2 separate regions of the Homo sapiens genome follow, and region 2 is linked to region 1. Evidence: chromatin loops called from intact Hi-C (ENCODE). Cell type or tissue: Calu3. All regions are shown on one strand. Each heading gives the region's core, and the rest is flanking DNA. Links, peaks and the distances in the headings are about the cores only.

Region 1 (9,172 bases), core at 494-8,493:
TCCCTGTTTCTTCTGGCTTATCTCATTTGCCCCCTTATATATGCTCTAGCCATGCTTACTCTAATTCTTCAAATACAAGATTCCCACTATCTAGAACCTTACTTTCTACCTTGCTGCTTATTATTTAGTTATCCTGTAATTATCATTTATTCAAGGAATTCTTTTCTGTCTGGCCACACCAGGTTAGGCTGACCCGTTCTGTGTTCTTTTAGTGCCTGTTTTTCATCTCTCCCCAGCATCAGACTTACAATTGAATAATTACTTGAAGTCATTTGTGAAATGTCAAACTCCTCTGCTAGGCTGTGAGCCCTGTGAAGGCAGGGATGGTATCTGTCTTCTTCTTAGCAATCTGCCTGGTATATTACTAACACCAAGTATATATTTGTTCAAACGAATGATCATAAAAGGCTGTGCATATAAATGTATTAAAAATGGTCCACATGCTTGCTCTTCCTCTGCCTAGGTCACTCTTTCCAGATCTTAAACTGCTTATTTCTATTCTTTTTTTTTTCTGAGATGGAGTTTCGCTCTTGTTGCCCAGGCTAGACTGCAATGGTACAGTCTTGGCTCACTGCAACATCTGCCTCCTGGGTTCAAGCGATTCTCCTGCCTCAGCCTCCCAAATAGCTGGGATTACAGGTGCCCGCCACCATGCCGGGCTAATTTTTTGTATTTTTAGTAAAGATGGGGTTTCACCATGTTGGCCAGGCTGGTCTCAAACTTCTGACCTCAGGTGAACCGTCTGCGTTGGCCTCCCAAAGTGTTGGGATTACAGGCATGAGCCACCACACTTGGCTTATTTCCACTCTCTATTGAGGTCTGTAGCAAACATCACCTCCTCAAAGAAGTCTTACCTGATAATCTTATAATCTTAAAGTAGCAGCATCTATCATGTATCCCTTTTTCTGGTATAAGGATCACTACTCCTGCCCACTTTTGGTTTCCATTTGGTTTGCTTGCAATGTATTTTTCCACCTCTTTACCTTAAGTTTATGTGAGAGTCCTTATGTGTTAGGTAAGTCTCCTGAAGACAGCAGATACTTGGTTGGCTTTATCCATTCTGCCATTCTGTGTCTTTTAATACAGCATATAGGCCATTTACATTCAATGTTACTATTGAGATGTGAGGTACTGTTCTATTTATCATGTTAGCTCTTACCTAGGTCCTTTTTTTCATTATGTTATTGTTTTATAGACCCTGTGAGGTTTATGTGGAGGAGGTTCGATTGTGATATATCAAGCTTTTGTTTCAAGATTTAGAACTCATTTTAGCATTTCTTGTAGTGCTGGTTTGGTAGTGGCAAATTTTCTCAGCATTTGTTTGTGTGAAAAAGATTTTATCTCTCCTTCATTTATGAAGCTTAGTTTGGCTGAATAGAAAATTCTTGGCTGACAATTATTTGTTTCAGGAGGCTAAAGATAGGACCCCAATCCCTCTGGCATGTAAGGTTTCTGCTGAGAAATCTGCTGTTAGTCTAATAGGTTTTCCTTTGTAGGTTACCTGATGCTTTTCTCTCATAGCTCTTAACATTTCTTTCATTTGTCTTGACGTTAGATAGCCTGATGACTATGTGCCTTGGTGATGGTCTTTTTGCAATGAATTTCCCAGGAGTTTTTTGAGCTGCTTGTATTTGGATGTCTAGATCTCTAGCAAGGTTAGGAAGTTTTCCTCAATTATTTCCTCAAATAAGTTTTCCAAACTCTTAGACTTCATTTCTCCCTCAGGCACACCAATTATTCTTAGGTTGGTAATCCAATATTTCTTGGAGACTTTGTTCTTTTTTTAAAATTTTTTTTTTACTTCGTCTGATTGGGTTAATTCAAAAGCTTTGTCTTCAAGCTCTGAAATTCTTTCTTCTGCGTCTTCTAGTCTGTTGTTGAAACTTTCCACTGCATTTTGTATTTCCCTAGGTGTGTCTTTCCTTTTCAGAAGTTCTGATTGTTTTTTCATTATGATATCTATTTCTCTGGAATTTTTTTCATTTATATCATAGATTTAAAAAAAGTCTTTAAGTTGTTTTTCACCTTTCTCTGGTATCTCCTTGAATAGCTTAATAATCAACTTTCTGAATTCTTATATCTGGCATTTCAGAGATTTCATCTTGGTTTGTATCCATTGCTTGGGATCTAGTGTGTTCTTTTATAGGTTGTTATAGAACCCTGTTTTGTCATACTGCCAGAATTACTTTTCTGATTCTTTCTTATTTGGGTAGACTATTTCTTCAAATTGTTCTTGAATTTATTTTTTGATTGGACTGTGGGTTTTTTTTTAATTTATTTTTTTCCCCTTTCAAGGATCTGACTTTAATGTTTATTACAGCCTAATTTGATTTTTGGTGCTTTTAGGGGAGAAGATGCTGCATGAGTTCCTGAGTTATAGAGGATCTTTGTGCACTGGCTTTCCCAGATGCTGATTGTAGGAGTTGGGTACTTGGTGTGTGGGCAAGTTGAATGTCTCCTATGGGGTTTGAATGGCAGGAATCTCTTGAAGCTTATCTCATTCTGTTGTGGTATACAGTTTAATTTTTCTCCAGTATTTTATTTACTGAGTTGATTCAGGCTTCAGGTCAATAGGGAGGTATCCTTTGGTAGGTACCAGTTGTAGCTAAGGCAAGTGAGTAGATGTAATACTCAATGGTGGGCAGAGGTCCTAGCCTTGATAAAGGTGGCTGGGGGAGCTCTCAATTAGACATGCTGAAGATTTATTAGATGAAGGGTGGGAGCTACCTCAGCTCCCCTGCCAGGCCAGCAGGAAAGCGATCTACCTCATAGCCTCACTCCTGTTCCAGTGTTCTGGCTATTCATATCAAACAGGCAGCTCTTTTCATCTGTAGGAATGTTGATGTTCCAAGTAGGGAGGAATTGTGACTCTGCCTCTCATGCAAGCCTGAATCCAGGAGTGCCCCTTCTGTGGGAGTGCAATCACCCTGAATTGTTCCAGGAAGGCTGTTGGTAGGTGCACTCACACTGCATTCCTGTGGGAGAAGCCTCAGCTGTGTCTGCAGTGTGGTGTATGGGGTGGCAGGTGGGGGAGGGCAGAGGACAAGGACCCCTTCTCCAAAACCCTTCATGATTACAGAGGCTGCCTGCCTGTTGGTGTAGAGGTGCAGACTTTCCCTACTGCACAGCACTGCAATTATGTCTCTGCTGTAAGAAACTTCCCACCAGCGGAAAGATCTGGGACTCGAGGCCTGTTGTTTAGATTCTCTTGTCCCACAGGGTGTTTCCTTGATGTAGTGCCCTCTCCCTTTCCCTAGGAATGGGACTTCCTGAGTGCTAGACTGCAGTGATATTGCTCTTCTGGGTCTAGCCACCCAGTGGGGCTACCAGACTCTGGACTGGTGCTGGGGAATGTCTGCAAGGGATCCAATGATGTATTCAAGTCTCCCAGCAGTGGGTTCAGCTCTGATGGAGGTGGCAGGGGACTGACACAGACTCTGAGATTCCTTGGTTGTACATTGGCTTATTTCCCTGCAGAAATAGCAACTATGGCTTTCAGGCCATGTCCCTCCCCATCTCCCCACAAGGCTGGGCACCCAGATCCTGCACTCCTATCTGTGGCACACTTCCAGCTTACCCTTGGGTTCTGTTCAAGGGAGTTTATCCCCACTTGAGATTATATCACAGAATTCAGTTGTGAGCTTCTTTCACCCTGCAACCCCTCCCTGAGTTCATTGGCTAACTTCCCTGAGGGCTTCTCTGAAATATAGTCAGGAATGGCTTCCCTTGGCTAGTGCTGGAGACTGGGAGTGCCTGCAAGGGACTTCCTGCTGTTGCTTCCACTTTTATATTTCACACCACTCCCTAAATCCAGTCCAGCTCTGGGTAGGGTTAAGAGCTTCTGCTGTGGTTTGGATTTTCAGATTCCCCAGTGGGGATGTATGATTGGAGGCAGACTTTCCCCCTCTCACATTCTGGACATTTAGAGTTTTTCATCTGTCTTCACAGAGTAGGCTGCAGCCTGCCACTTCTTTCAAAGGGTCTGTGGATTCTTTTGTATTTTTCCTGTTAAGTTCCTATTGTGGTTCTTGGGGGAAAAAAAAATCACAATGTGAATCTCTACCCCCTATTCTGTCCTTCCAAGTGAGCTAGTCACGCTAATACTGCCTGCTATCTGCCATCTTGGGGGCAAAAAAAAGATCATACTTATTTTGTTCTGCTTTAGTTTTGCTTATTAGATATCACTACCTGATATATCTTTTTTGGTGTGTATCTTTCCTATTAAAACCTCAGTTCTGTGAGGGCAGGTGAAGGAAGAGAAAGACCGTCTCATATTATTTTATACTGTTTTATACTCAGTACCTGTTTTAAGAAAAAACAACAAGGAAGTAAAACCAAAGACAGGCAGCCTGGTGCCAGGCCCGAAACCAGGCCTGGGCCTGCCTGGCTTAAACCCAGTAGTTAAAAATCAACTCATAACTTAGAAACCAATGTTATTCATAGATTCCAGACATTGTATAGAAGAACATTGTGAAACTCCCTGCCCTGTTCTGTTTCTCTCTGACCACCAGTGCATGCAGCCCCTGTCATGTACCCCCTGCTTGCTCAAATCAGTCACGACCCTTTCATGTGAAATCTTTAGTGTTGGGAGCCCTTAAAATGAACAGAAATTGTGCACTCGGGGAGCTCAGATTTTAAGGCAGTAGCTTGCCGATGCTCCCAGCTGAATAAAGCCCTTCCTTCTACAACTTGGTGTCTGAGAGGTTTTGTCTGTGGCTCTTCCTGCTACACAGGGACTTTGTCTTGTTCAGTCTCATTTCTAGCACCTAGAAGAGTTTATGGCATGGATTAGGTTCTTAAATATTGCTGGATGAATTTCATGTGTATACATATATGTAGACACATATTTTATATGTTAACACTAATGCCAGTTATATAAACAGATTTGATGTGAGTTATATATGTGCATATATTAAGTACATACACATTAATGAAATCCCCTTAAATCTCTAAGAAATTCATCTGAAAAATTATTGGAAGTATGGGCAAAGATCCGTGTGTAAGGTTGGTGATTTGCAGCATTTTTATAAGTGTGGTCATTTTTACTGAACCTTTATTTCTAGAGATCAATAAAATTGTGACATTTATTAATAGAAGCTTTAAAGGGTCACTAAAAATTATTTTTGCAGAATTTGATCATGAAATTGTTGATGTTAGAGTGTTACTGAGAAACTAATATATAAAGTTGTAATAACAACTATATAAAATCTATATATGCCTGTTTGTAAGTGTAAGTGCACACACAAAATCAGAAAGGTTGATGGCACTTGTGAAAACCAAAATGCTACTAGTGCCAATGTCTGGATTGATAATTTAAAAGTCAAAATCTATTGTATTTTACTTAAGATACATAAATTCGTATGTGTTTGTTTTCAAAGAATCTTGGGCTTTTCCATGTAACTAGGTATTTGTTCAGTTTTATTTTATTAAGATTGGAGACGAAAACTATTTCATCCTTGAGAATTTTTACTGACACATTAGGAGTTTGCTAAAGGAAAATATTTCTAAAGAAAATAACAAAAGAATAATACAAATTTCAAGAGTGGAAACTATGCGATCTTCAGGAACATGAAGAAAAGCCCACGGATTGGTCCAGTGGATTCTTATTGAATCTTCAAATGTGAAATTCTTTTCTGTGCAATTTGAGGAAAAATAATAAATTATTATACAAAGAAGCTTTTTAAAATTCATTTCCTGTGAAAATTGGTGTTATGCTCACAGATGGTATTCTGAATTTTATTGTTCAGAGACCTGGCCTTGATTCTAACACAAGGTTTTTGTACATAGAGAATTTTAGAAGGTAATTTGTCAATTAGGTTTGAATGAAAATTCATGAAAGATACAGCAGGATTCAGCCAGTGACAGAATCAGTCTCTGGGGTGTTAATTATGTACCTTTTGCTTTGATTTCTTAGACTTGACGATGGAGACATGTAATATTTAAGTGTTAATCTTATAATGGAGATTGAGAAGGTGTATTTTTTAAGTGCCTGTTTAACTTAATTGAAACAACCCCTCCCCGCATTTTTAAAGATTCCCGTCGCTTATCTGTGGGTAGCTGAATATAATAGCTATAAAATTAAAGAAATATGACAGGAATTCCCATTCATAATTCATAGCCTGCCTGTACCCCACATGCTAGAATAAATAAGACTTGTATCTCGTACTGTCAACAAGTTTGGGCTTTAAATACTGAGTTAACAGGAACAAGTCAAAAAGATGAAATTTTATGAAGTGTCTTTTCTTTATATTCACCAATGTACCCCACATGCTAGAATAAATAAGACTTGTATCTCGTACTGTCAACAAGTTTGGGTTTTAAATACTGAGTTAACAGGAACAAGTCAAAAAGATGAAATTTTATGAAGTGTCTTTTCTTTATATTCACCAAGCATTACAACTCTCAGAAGTTTTATTTCAGTTTTTACAGTGTAGTTCCCCATTTCTTCTCCTTTCCTGCCTTCCTCCCTGGCTGTTTTTGCTTAGTTGTTCGGTTGTGCCTGGATTGGATTTGCAGATAAGGAAGAGCCTCAGGGGAAACCTCATGTCACATTGAGTTTTAGGATAGGGGGCACAGTGGGCACAGGGAGCAAGGGGTATAGTAGAAAGAGATAAGAAGGCATAAGTTTTTTTTTTAAATTTTGACAAATGGAGATTTGAGGAAAGGGGCAAGGAATGAAAAGATCCTCAGGAGGGTGAGTGAAAGAACATATGAAGAAAAATGATTTATAAAGAGAAATGAGTAGGGATTTAAAGATGAAGCTTTGAGTCAGAAAGAGCTGACTTGTTACTTTAGTGAAAGTATTTGCAAACCATTGTTTCTTACACAAGTCAGTTGCAAACCACAGTACCAAAGTGGCACATCGCAGTTATTAATGAAAACATGATCTATATGTTTATGGTATTTCATCAGAGGAAGTAAATTGACAATCTTGGTGATGGACTTGGAAAGTGTTTATCTCTTCACGGTCATGCGTCTTCCTATTTGTCATATTTCCCATGTTTTTTTTTTTTTATTTTTCTCCCTCTTGCCTTTTTTTTTTTAATTCTCTCAATTATTCTACTAGGTAGGTTCATATAGTCATGTCATTTTCTTTGGTTCCATTTTGGAAAAATTATGAAGAGCTGTAGAAAAAATGATCTGGTGACTTGGCTGGGATCTTCTTTGAGTATACTCTTTGCTATCCCCAGAAATTTCATTCTCAACCATTAGCCTAAAAGCATAAATTACTTTTATCTGTTTTCAGTTCATATGTATGGCAGTTTAGAAGTGATTCTAGTTCTGTAAGTTTCTGTGAGTTTCTATAAGACTAATAAATATAGTTATATAAGGTTAGCAGTGGTTATAGTTTCAGCCACATCTTCTGTAGCTTTTAATGATCTTTAATTTTCTAGCTTTTGTCAATTTGATGGCTGTATATTGATTTGTGTTTTAATTGAACTACATTGCTAGTGAGGATGCAGCTTTGTATGTTTGTTCATGTTTGTGTTACTTATTGCTATGGTCTGAACGTCTGTGTTTCCCCTAAAATTCCTGTTGAAACCTAACCACCAAGGTGATAGTATTGAGAGGTGGCACCTTTGGGAGGTGATTAGATCATGACGGCTCTGCCTTTATGAATGAGATTAGTACACTTAGAAAAGAGGCCTGAGGGAGCTTGTTTGCCCCTTCTGCCAAGTGATGATGCAACAAGAAGGTGCTATCTATCAGGAATGGGTCCTCATCAAACACAGGGTCTGAAGCCTTGATCTTGGACTTCCCAGCCTCTCGAATTATGAGCAATAAATTCTTTTTATAAACTATGCAGTCTGAGATATTTTGTTTTAGCAGTCTAAGTGGAGTAAAGCACTTACTAACATTTCAATATGCTTTAATGTTTTTTGTCCACTGTCTTCTGGGTGTCTTATCTTTTTCTTGTTGATGTGGTAGGGTTTTGTATACATCCTAGGTACAATTTTTTTCTTGGTCTTACACATTACAAATATATTTGAATCTGTTTGTCAGTGTTGTCTTTAATACATTAATATATTACTTTGTGGCCAAATCTTGAGTTGAAGGTCTTGTTTAAGTTCTTGTCCGTATCATGGTTGTATTTTATTCTATTTTCCATTTCACACTTAGGCCTCAAGTTTGTTTGGAGGTCATTTAAAATATTCTCTGATACAGGGCACCTGCCTTTTTCATCTTTATAAAGAGAGATTTTTCAACATCATTTATAAAATCATCCATTTTTTTGACTAATTTGTGCCTCTATTATGTTGCTTTATGTAGATTTATTTCTGGGTTCATTATTCACTGTCTCCTGTGATACTACCACATTGTTTCATTTTCTGTTAATTACTTTCAAGATTATCGTTTCAGCACAGGTTCCCTAGCAAATAGAGCCTTAGGCAAGGCTTAAGTACTGATGTAAGATGATGATTACAAATCTGGCCATTATTTCACAAACACAGCTGGTCACTTCATCACATGGGGACATATCCAGACAGGCTTATCCAAAAATGTTGTATTGTTACCTCCAATGTCCTGTTCTAAGACTGAGAGTTCATCTGACATCTCCCTCTGTGTTAGCATTTCTCCCAGAGGCAGTGAACTCCTAGCTCCTTCAGTCACAGGGAGAAGCCAGATCCTATGACCTGTATCATGGTTCTCTGTCTCCAGAGGAAGCTATAGGTAGAAATCAGAGACTCTGGCTGCTGTCCTCAGTTAAAGGACCATGAGGGCCCACAAGCAGTTAGTCACTCTGGTGGAGGGAGCCTAGGAGACAGATGAGACCAAGGGAATCTGAGGCAGGGAACAAGATGTGACTGATACACTTGATATTGACCTTTATAACTTTTCTATAAATTTGAAATCTTATGTTAAGTTTCCTCCAGTTGGAAGATTTTACTGGAATTCTTTAATATTATAAATTGATCTAGGTATGTCTCTCACAGTCTGGGAGACACGTCAACAACAGGTTGTTGTTCAACATTTGTTATGTGGGCTGGCTGATGGTTAATAAAAATCAAGCCATGACAAAATTTACTCCCTGATTTGCTTGATGGGCAGATTTTAATTTACCAAAATTTTCAGGAAATAAGCAATCTTGAAACCCAAGAGAATTCATGCTTTAAATCTGGATGTTTTGTGGTGCTTAGGCCACACTGCACATTGATTACATGGCAGATAA
Region 2 (9,172 bases), core at 790-8,789, 49 kb after region 1:
CTGTAAAACATTACAAGTACATTATCTCATTTGATGTTCCAAGTATGGGAGCAAAAGTGGATAAATTTAGTCAAAGATTGCAGACTCCATGTTTTGGGTATCTTCACTATTGAGATAATTCTGGTTTCATCTCATTTTTGTCAGTGCCTTTTATAGTTGTGTTGTTATGTCATGAGCAGATAATGATGTTAGTGATTTAAAGAGTGTAGTCTCCAGACCTTGTTGATGGTAATGTACAATTTATTTCCCTCCATCTGTACTAGAGGTGCCTTCAAGGTGGCAAGGGCCAAAGTAGTGGCCCTTGAATACAGTGTGTTGTTGCTGAGGTCTAACTGCATCAAAGGCCAGTGCCCAAAGTCAGGTGTGATGGGCCAGAGGAGTTGGTGTTTGCCAATTACATTCTCTGCTGGCCCATGTTAGAATCGACAGAATGTTTAGAGAAACAGCAAACTGGTTCATTAGGCTGTGTGGTTACCCATTTTTTGTAGTTGTTGAAAACAAATGAAATGATCTCAACTTCTTGATGCTGAGGAGGTTTGTTTTCTAGTGTCGTCAGACCATCCTGACCTATTACCTTTAAACAGTGGCTCACCAGTCTGCAGCTGTCTGTAATATGGAGTTCATCTTGACTAGGGGACCACATCTTAGCTCTCAGCCAGTGAGGGAGGGACATGAAGGCCTTAGTCCATTCCCTGTCAGGAAGGCTTTTGTGTGTATGTGTGCAATAACACATTCTTCAGCATGTATCCTATCCATTTGGTCAACTGATTTAAAGACAAATAAGAGGTGTTTCATTTTGTGGTCATGATCCATCTCACAAGATAGAACGTCGCCAGTGCATGGACATCTTCTCTGCTTCCTCCTATTTGCATCCGTGTTACTGATTGTGTTGCCTTCCTTCCTATTTGCTGTCCTTAATTTTCTGTTAATTTCTTTGCTTTTCTCTACAGTTTTACCACGTATGTAGGTGCTTTCAAAGCTGCTTAGTTTCGAATGTGTTTATGAATAGAATAACACTGGTAATATATTTGTGTGATGTGCTTTTTTTTGCACAATGTTTGAGATTGATTTCTATTTCCTGTATCTGTAGTTTTTTACTTTTGTTGATTGCATTAATTTACTATGGATTGTTCATTATGCTTTCTCATTTTTGGCTAATCTTAAACATCTTCTTAAGCAATTATATCAGTTTGCTCTTGTTACACAAAAGGTATGTAATAAAATATACAAAAAGATAGTGGCTTACTGACAAATTATGTTCATGCCTCTGTGGATTAGCTGAGGTTCTCTGATTTGGAGTGGACTTGGCAATAAACGGACTTGGCAGGATGGCTCTGCTTTAGTTTGTTTTCATCCTTCTTTGACCAGCAGATTATCCAACCATGTTCTTCTCATGGAGATAGCAGAGGTACAAGAATAGAAACATACAAGGCCTCTTAGAGCCTAGATTTGCAACTGGTATACTGTCACTTCTTCCTCATTCTATTGACAATCATATGACCAAACCTAAAATCAAGGGGTGGGGAAATTTATTTTACCCCTTAGTAGGGAAAAATGTAAAGTTACCTGGCAAAGGTTATAGATAAGGGCAAGTGTATAGAGTTAGGTCATATCCCTTTGACATTAAATATGCTGCATAATATCCCAGGACCCCTTAAATTCTCATCTAGTCACACCATCATGCTCAGCATCTCTTTATCTGGAGACTTGTGAATTAAAAATGAAGTTTTCTATTTCGTATGGTTTGGCTATGTCCCCACCCAAAAATCTCATCTTGAGTTGTAATCTCCATAATCTCCATGTATCAAGGCCGGTACCAGGTGGAAGTAATTAGATCATAGGGTCGGTTCCCCCATGCTGTTCTCATGATAGTGAGTGAGTCTCATGAGATATGATGGTTTTATGAGCATCTGGCATTTCCCCAGCTTGCTCTCATTCTCTCTCCTGCCACTCTGTGAAGGGGTACCTTCTGCCATAATTGTAAGTTTCCTGAGGCCTCCCCAGTGATGTGGAACTGTGAGTCAATTAAACGTCTTTTCCTTATAAATTCCCAAGTCTCGGGTATTTCTTCATAGCAGCATGAGAACGGACTGATACACTGTTCACTATATACCCAATATACGGTTGTGGAACTTATATGGAATAATCACATTGAATACTCTCCCTCAAATGGGGTAAGAATAGGAAGCAAATACCAATCACTGGTCTGTAGAAATTTTGAAATCCTGCTCAACAAATGTTGTCAGGTTTCCTTACCCTAAAAATAGTGATTATTCCTTAGTTAAGTCCCAGTTCTCTGCTTCCTGGAATTGGCCTCCAGAGCCCTGGATTTCATCTACACCCTCAGGATTTTCTTATTTTGAGAATTGTTTTTGGCGAAAATGGGAGATTAGAGTTCTGTTTTTCTAGGCTGTCATATTCTGGGCTCAAATTCCTTTCAAATTTGTTTACAAACTGGCCAGTTCTTAGGCCTTCTCATTTGTGTGGTACCTTAACATATTCACCTTAAAGATGCCAGTTCATGCTTTCAGGCTTCTTTCTGAAAGCTATCTTGCCCAAGTTAGTAAATTGATTAAATTATCTTCTAAGTCATCACAGGCCCTTCCAAAGTTGTGCCACTACATAACAACGGTTTCCCTTCCGCTTTTATTTCTTTGCCTCCTGGTGCCAGCTTCCAAAGCCAATATTACGTATATTAGATTTGGTATTTTGTGTTCATTTTTGAGGGGTAATATATTAGTTTCCTAGGGCTATTGTAAAAAGATTTCAAAATTGAGTGACTTAAAATCAGGAATGTATTATCTCGCATTTTGGAGGCTAAAAGTCCAAAATTGAGGTGTCATCAGGGCTAGGATCTTTCTGGCTCCAGAGTAGAATGTTCTTGTCTCTTTTAGTTTCTTCTGTTGGCCAGCAGTACTTTGTTTTTTCTTTTACAGTGCCTTTTATTTCATTTGCTTGTATGGTTTTTCCTAAGCCTCACCATCTTTCTCAGGACTTAGTATATTGCCTGGCAAATTTTCCATAAATATTTTCTTCGGAAAAGGATAGACGTTCCTCAGTTTTCCAGTTATTCTTTTTCATGTTTCTCCAATACATACTGGGCATATATTTTTAACTGCCTATGAATACTTTTAGTGGTTGTCCTATGGGTAACTTAAATCCAATTGGTTCCTCCAACTAACCAACAGACCTACTCTTTCTGCTACATCATCCAACTTGAGTAATGATGTCACCAGTCCTGTTGCTAATAAAACAATTTCTGGATCTGGGCCCTCCCTTCCCTATATTTCTTGGACTTATTTCAGATTCTCATAACCTGTTAGTGAGATTATGGCCAACAGCATTGTAATGGTTCTCCTTGTATGAATATAAACCACACCTTTCCTTTGGGGTTGAATGGTGATAGTTTTGATTTTTTTTCCCTAAGTTATTTACATTGGGGTTAGATATGTCACATGTGATATATCTACTCAGTGTTGTCATATAAGGTTAATAATTCGTGTGTTAGGGAAATATTTTAATTTCTTCTTTTGTTGTCTCACTTTTGATGAGTTTATCAAATAAGTTATGATAGGGTAAAGCATTTTAGGGAGATTCTTAGCTTTTAATAGTTTGATATGAAGGTCAGTAGAAATGTCTAAAAAGACAGTTATAGGGTTACTGATAACATTGTTTCCTGTATTACTTCTTTCCCCCAATTATTTGGACTCTGAAAAAGAATTATCTAGGCAGTGTTTGATAGATATGGGTGGTGTTGCCTCTAAGTTTGTAATGGATTTTTGGTTAGGTGGGGCTAGAAAAATTTGAATAAACTGATAAGCTTATTTTTTTCCCCACTGATAGGCATTTGAAAACTTCTCGTGAATATAATTGTCTCTGCCCATTTAAATAATTTTACTCAAAGAAGAAATCTTATCCTTAGCCAGATCATTCATACTGTTTCTGGAAGAGTGATGGTTGTAGCTATATTATCAGCCTCATATGGACTTAGTCTGAAATTGTTTATTTACTCATAAAATGACTGATATGAGAACAAAGCTGCTTGGATAACTGTCTCTCATGAAATCCCAAAATACATTGCATAATTCAAACAATGTAAATATATGCAAAATGCTTAAGTTTGAGTTTTAGGTGATAAATCGGATGCAGGTGTTCATTGTTTACCTAGTTGTAAGATTGTCTATTTTGTTTCTACTTGAAACATTGTGAGCATGGGGCTATAACTGCAGAGTGAGAAACCTGTGCATGCATACCTTTGATTTAGTTTTACTCTAATGTATATATTGTTCTTGGTTGGGCAAACTTCCCAGGCTGCCTAGCAGAAATAATACTGTGAATGATGTTAAGGCTGGAAGGATAGGTAATCAGATTATCTGTAGCCGTGGACCATTATGTGGTTACCATAAAACAACGGTTTCTAACTTTTTTTTGTTATAAAACCTCTGAAAGTTGTAGAATCCCTTCTCAGAAAAATAATTGCATTATATATACATTATTTTTTCAGAAGTTTTCCAGTCCCTCTGAGTCATATTCATTTACCTCATGTTAATAACCCTGCCATATTCTCATACATTGTTTATGCAAACATAAATTGAAACCACTTTTATGGAAGACAATTTGGAATATTTATCTAATTAGAATGCACATTATCTTGTTTCTCTCTTGTTTCTGGGTAGAGATAGCAAACTGAGCAGTTACCTAATTTTGCTCATAACTCAAACCTCATTAAAGCTACTAGAAAGGGATTAAAAATGACAAATCCTCAAAAGAATAGGAGAGGTGACAATGACAAATGAAGAATAGCTGGAAAACAAGTGAATTAGTACTAACAGATGCAGCTTGGAGAAGGCCAAATTACAAGCAAATAGTTGGGGCAAGCTAGGAATTAAAACTGTTTGCTGTAGAATTCTCAAAGTCCAGGACCTAGCAGCACCAGGTACCTCTGGAACGGAATGAAGGGGGACAAAATAAGGAGGGTTGGCTGAAAACTGTTTAAGCAGTCTGATCTCTAAATCTCCTTTCCTAATCTATGACCACCCTAGCAGAGGCAGGTGGTGATGAAGTTCTCTGTCTATACCGGGAGAACATAGGATGCTGTAGAAGGACTGAGTGTGTTGCCAGAAACAGTGACTAACAACCATATGCCTACTGACTGCCGAATAGGAAAGCCCATGGCTGCTTCTCCCACTCAGCCAGCTGCTATCTTCGTGGCTTGGCTTTTTTTTCCAGACTGGAGACTAGAAGAATTTTCTTTGGGCAGTCTGTCCAGTGTAGGAAGAAAGACCTAAAAATACTAACCTCAGAGGTACCCATAAACACCTTAACCCAATCACTCTACAGAAAGCTATTGGAGAATTTGTTCTAACCCTCCAAAATCAGAGTTGCAAAATGAGTCGATCAAGGAAGCAGACTGCACGGGATACAGAAGCTAGGGGATCCATGTTGGGAGAGAGATGAAGACTCTTTCCAAGACGGTGATGTAGGGAGTTCCTAGGATGATGGCTGAATGACTGGCAGAGAAGACAACAAGTCTGTTGGAAAAGATCAGAGGACTTCAAGGGTGACCTTTTCAGGAATATAAAATTGGTGCAATACCTTGTGTCTGAACATCTTGAGAGTAGATTTAAATGAATAGCTAAGTGTTTGGCATTGAATGAGTCATAAGCATACAGAAAACCACATAAAACAAAAGATAAGCTATAATTCCAGGGCAACAGAGTTGTATAGGAAACAAATTTTAATAATATATGACTCAGCTATGAGTTGTGTTTACATAGCCACTGATTTAAACACTCAATACTGATTTAACCAAAATTATGATATTGAAAGGGTGGGGAATGGGAAGTGTTAGGGTATATTGAGATGAAGTTGGGAAGAAGGACAAAAGTCTTCTGTGGATGATAGCCAAGATGGAAAAGTCGAGAGACAGCATCACAAGAATGTAATTTAGAGATACAGAATGAAAGGTAAATTATTAGTCTCAATTCTTCAGTCCTCAGCAATAGTATTCTACTTTTGTGCCCTTGCAGTGGCCTCCTGGTGAATTAAGTTTGTTTCCCTTCTCCTTGATTTGCTTGCCTGACTTGCTTTGGAAGTGAGATTTTTACCAGATGTGATTGATATAGGTGGAGGGCCAAATGTGTGCTTGTGCTGTTGGACTTGCCCTCTTTTGCTACTTTTATTGCCTTAAGGAAGGCATGGTCTGGTTGGTTGCTGCCCCTCCAGTCTGAGCTGCAGAGTAAACCCAAGGAGCAGAGCTCTCACAGCCCTGTAGCTTGGAGCAGAGTTACCTCAGCCATGATACAACTGTGTGAGTGAGAAGTGAAAATTTATTGCTACATGCCACTGAGGTTTTTTTGTACATATTTGTTACTCAGCAAAAATTGTTACATATGGAGAAAAATATAAGAATAGTTAAATATGAACAATGATTGCCTACAGGGAGGACAAAGTGGAGTGAAGGGAGTGGGTTGGACTTTTTTTCATAACTGACCTTGTAGAGATATTTGGGTCTTTAAACCATGTGCATGTGTGACTGATAAAAGCATAAGCTAAAAGTTAAGATAGTAAAACAGATTACGTGATTTTGAGATTAGGGTTTGTAAAGAAGATCTAATGGATGGACAAGAGAGTTGGGGTGCTACTAATAAAATTATTCATGCCATTAACCATAGTCTCCTTGTTGATAAGAGTAGTCTAAGAAAATAGGTTTTCTAACCAAGAGCAATTGGAGGTTTCACGGGGTTGGATGCCTCAGTGAGGTAAAAGGGCTAGGTTAGGAGAAAGTAAGAGAGATGACGGATGGAGCTTCCAGTTAGAGACTGTGTTGACAATGAAAATTCCAGAGGAGCCATGAGAGAAGTAAAGCCAAGTTTCCAGGTTGATTACATAAACCAGTTGTTCAAGTGAAGACAAGGGTCATCTCACAATTGTTAGAATGATTATTATCAAAAAGACTAGAGAAATAACAAATGTTGGTGAGGGTATGGACAAAAGAGAACTTTGATACTCTGTTGGTGGGGATATAAATTGGTATAGCCATTAAAGCAAGCAATGCAGAGGTTCCTCAAACAATTGAAAATAGAACTCACATATAATTTAGCAATTTCACTTCTGGATGTGTCCCAAGGAAATGAAATAAGCACCTCACTCCCATATTCATTGAAACATCATTGATGCATTGTTCACAGTAGTCGAGATATGGAAAAAACCCTGTGTCCATTGATGAATAGATAGAATGTGATCACATGTGCACCCACTGGAATGTTACTTAGCCACAAAAGAAATAAATCCCACTATTTTTAACAACATGAATGAATCTACCCTTTTTCTAAATGGACATTAGATATAAGAAAAAGCAGAAGGAGAAGATGATGCATATTGTCAGAGCAACCCTCAATCTCCCTGCAGAGAAAGTAGAATGCCTCTACACAACCATCAGATGTTACTGATTAGCATCTGGTAACATTTAAACCTCAATTTTTAGGGTTAACAATTTACATTTATAACCAATGATTATTTAGATTTTATCAAGAACTTGTCATAAGCTAGACACTATACCAGGTACATCAGATGTGCTGTTATGTTTGTTTTTTTATAATAACTTTTATCTTCCATTCCCCAATGTGGAAGAAGCTGAGAGGCAGATTGAATAGCTTGTCCAGAGTCTGACAACTTGTTACATGGCAACACCATGGTTGGAACCCAAGTCTATTTGACTTCTGTGTCCATGCTCTTAATCAATTGGTAATGGTGCCTCATATTCATGAGAATGCATGTACACTTTTATGAAGCAAATCCTATTCAAGGACATATTATGAGTTGTAATGTACAGTTTATACATTGCTTTAAATTACTATTAGAAAAAACTAAGCTGATTGGCATGTAAGAAAACGAATACCCTGTGTTTATCACGATGGTAGCCAGATCTAAAATTTTATAATATAGCAATAATACATAGGTATTATTTTTACAATCGGGTGTTTAGATTTTTAAATAACTTAATATTTTTCTATTAGAGATGGTGTCTCACTCTGCATTGCCCAGGTTGGAATGCAGAGGTGTGATTGTGGTTCACTGCAGCCTCGAACTCCCGGGCTCAAGTGATTCTCCTGGCTCAGCCTTCTGAGTAGCTTGGACTACAGGAACGCACCCCAACACATGACTAATATTTTACCTTTTTTGTAGAGAATCGCTTTGTTGCCCAGGCTGGTCTTGAACTCCTGGCCTCAAGCGATGGTCCCACCTTGGCCTCTCAAAGTACTGAGATTACAGGCATGAAACACCACATCTGGCCAGTTGTTTAAATTTTAAATGATCTGTAACTTAAATACCACCAGAACATGAGACTGATTAAATCTATATGTTCAGGAACAAAACCATATATATGTTCAGGAACAAAACCATAACTCATAAGCATGTTTTTCAGGAATATAACATGTTTTACTACATAAGACATATAATTTAAACATTACATAACATGACAATATAACTTTTTTGGGCAAGAAGTAATAAAAGAATAGTGTGTACATGGCAAAGGGTACAAAAATAAAGTCTTCATGCCAGCCCTGTCCTCTTCTGTCTCCCAGAGATAACTCATTTTTTCTGAGACCTTCCAGAGAGATTTTGTTCATTCTTAACCCCTCCTACCTGGCTTCTTATTCTGCCACCTGCACAGCTATCATCTTGAGGTTTTTCTTCACCACTGTCCTAGCAACTCCCTTTGTTCCTCTTCTGTATAGAATATCTGTATCCTGTGTCATTTTCTCATTTTATCTCTCTCAATTTTATAGATTACCATGTCCTACTATAGTTTCCTGAAAAAGAGTGCATGGGGGACTTCTGGTTTCCTGCATGGCATGTAGGGAGCTTAGGAGTTGTTACTCCTTCCTAACAAGTAAAATATTGAACAATTGAAAAATAAACTTTTCATATCTTTCAGAGGGGTGAGGACACAGGGCAAATTGCTGTCCTCAAAACTGGAGAGACAGACAGGTGACTACAGAAAATCACAATTTACCAGAGCAGAAATCTCCTTGGGAAATAGTGACAGGGTAGGAAAACCTACATTATAATTGAAGAATTGCTAGAGACTCAGTATAGACAAGTGTGAGTTAGCTTCAGGAGGACCCAGTCAAAGGGGAGCCCCCACAGTCTTATGAGTTTTACTTCC

The links. Peaks named below come from ENCODE experiments on the same cell type or tissue, not always from the same donor. Only the 100,000 strongest peaks of a DNase experiment are listed, where the experiment ranks them.
Region 2: a loop joins it to region 1, with 7 times the contacts of the local background. A loop is called at or near these places in 2 of 110 quality-filtered maps.

What each region holds. Positions count from the first base shown.
Region 1 is chr7:16,364,638-16,373,809 of GRCh38, reverse strand. All of the region lies in intron 3 of CRPPA (CDP-L-ribitol pyrophosphorylase A), which reads left to right. Among named protein-coding and RNA genes, the nearest start is that of CRPPA, 52 kb to the left of the region's middle. In Calu3, for the core only: no CTCF peak of the experiment used is centred there; DNase peaks (open chromatin) are centred at 3,803 and 4,369.
Region 2 is chr7:16,315,704-16,324,875 of GRCh38, reverse strand. The region is part of intron 3 of CRPPA (CDP-L-ribitol pyrophosphorylase A); the gene reads left to right. Among named protein-coding and RNA genes, the nearest start is that of CRPPA, 100 kb to the left of the region's middle. In Calu3, for the core only: no CTCF peak of the experiment used is centred there; DNase peaks (open chromatin) are centred at 5,185 and 5,485.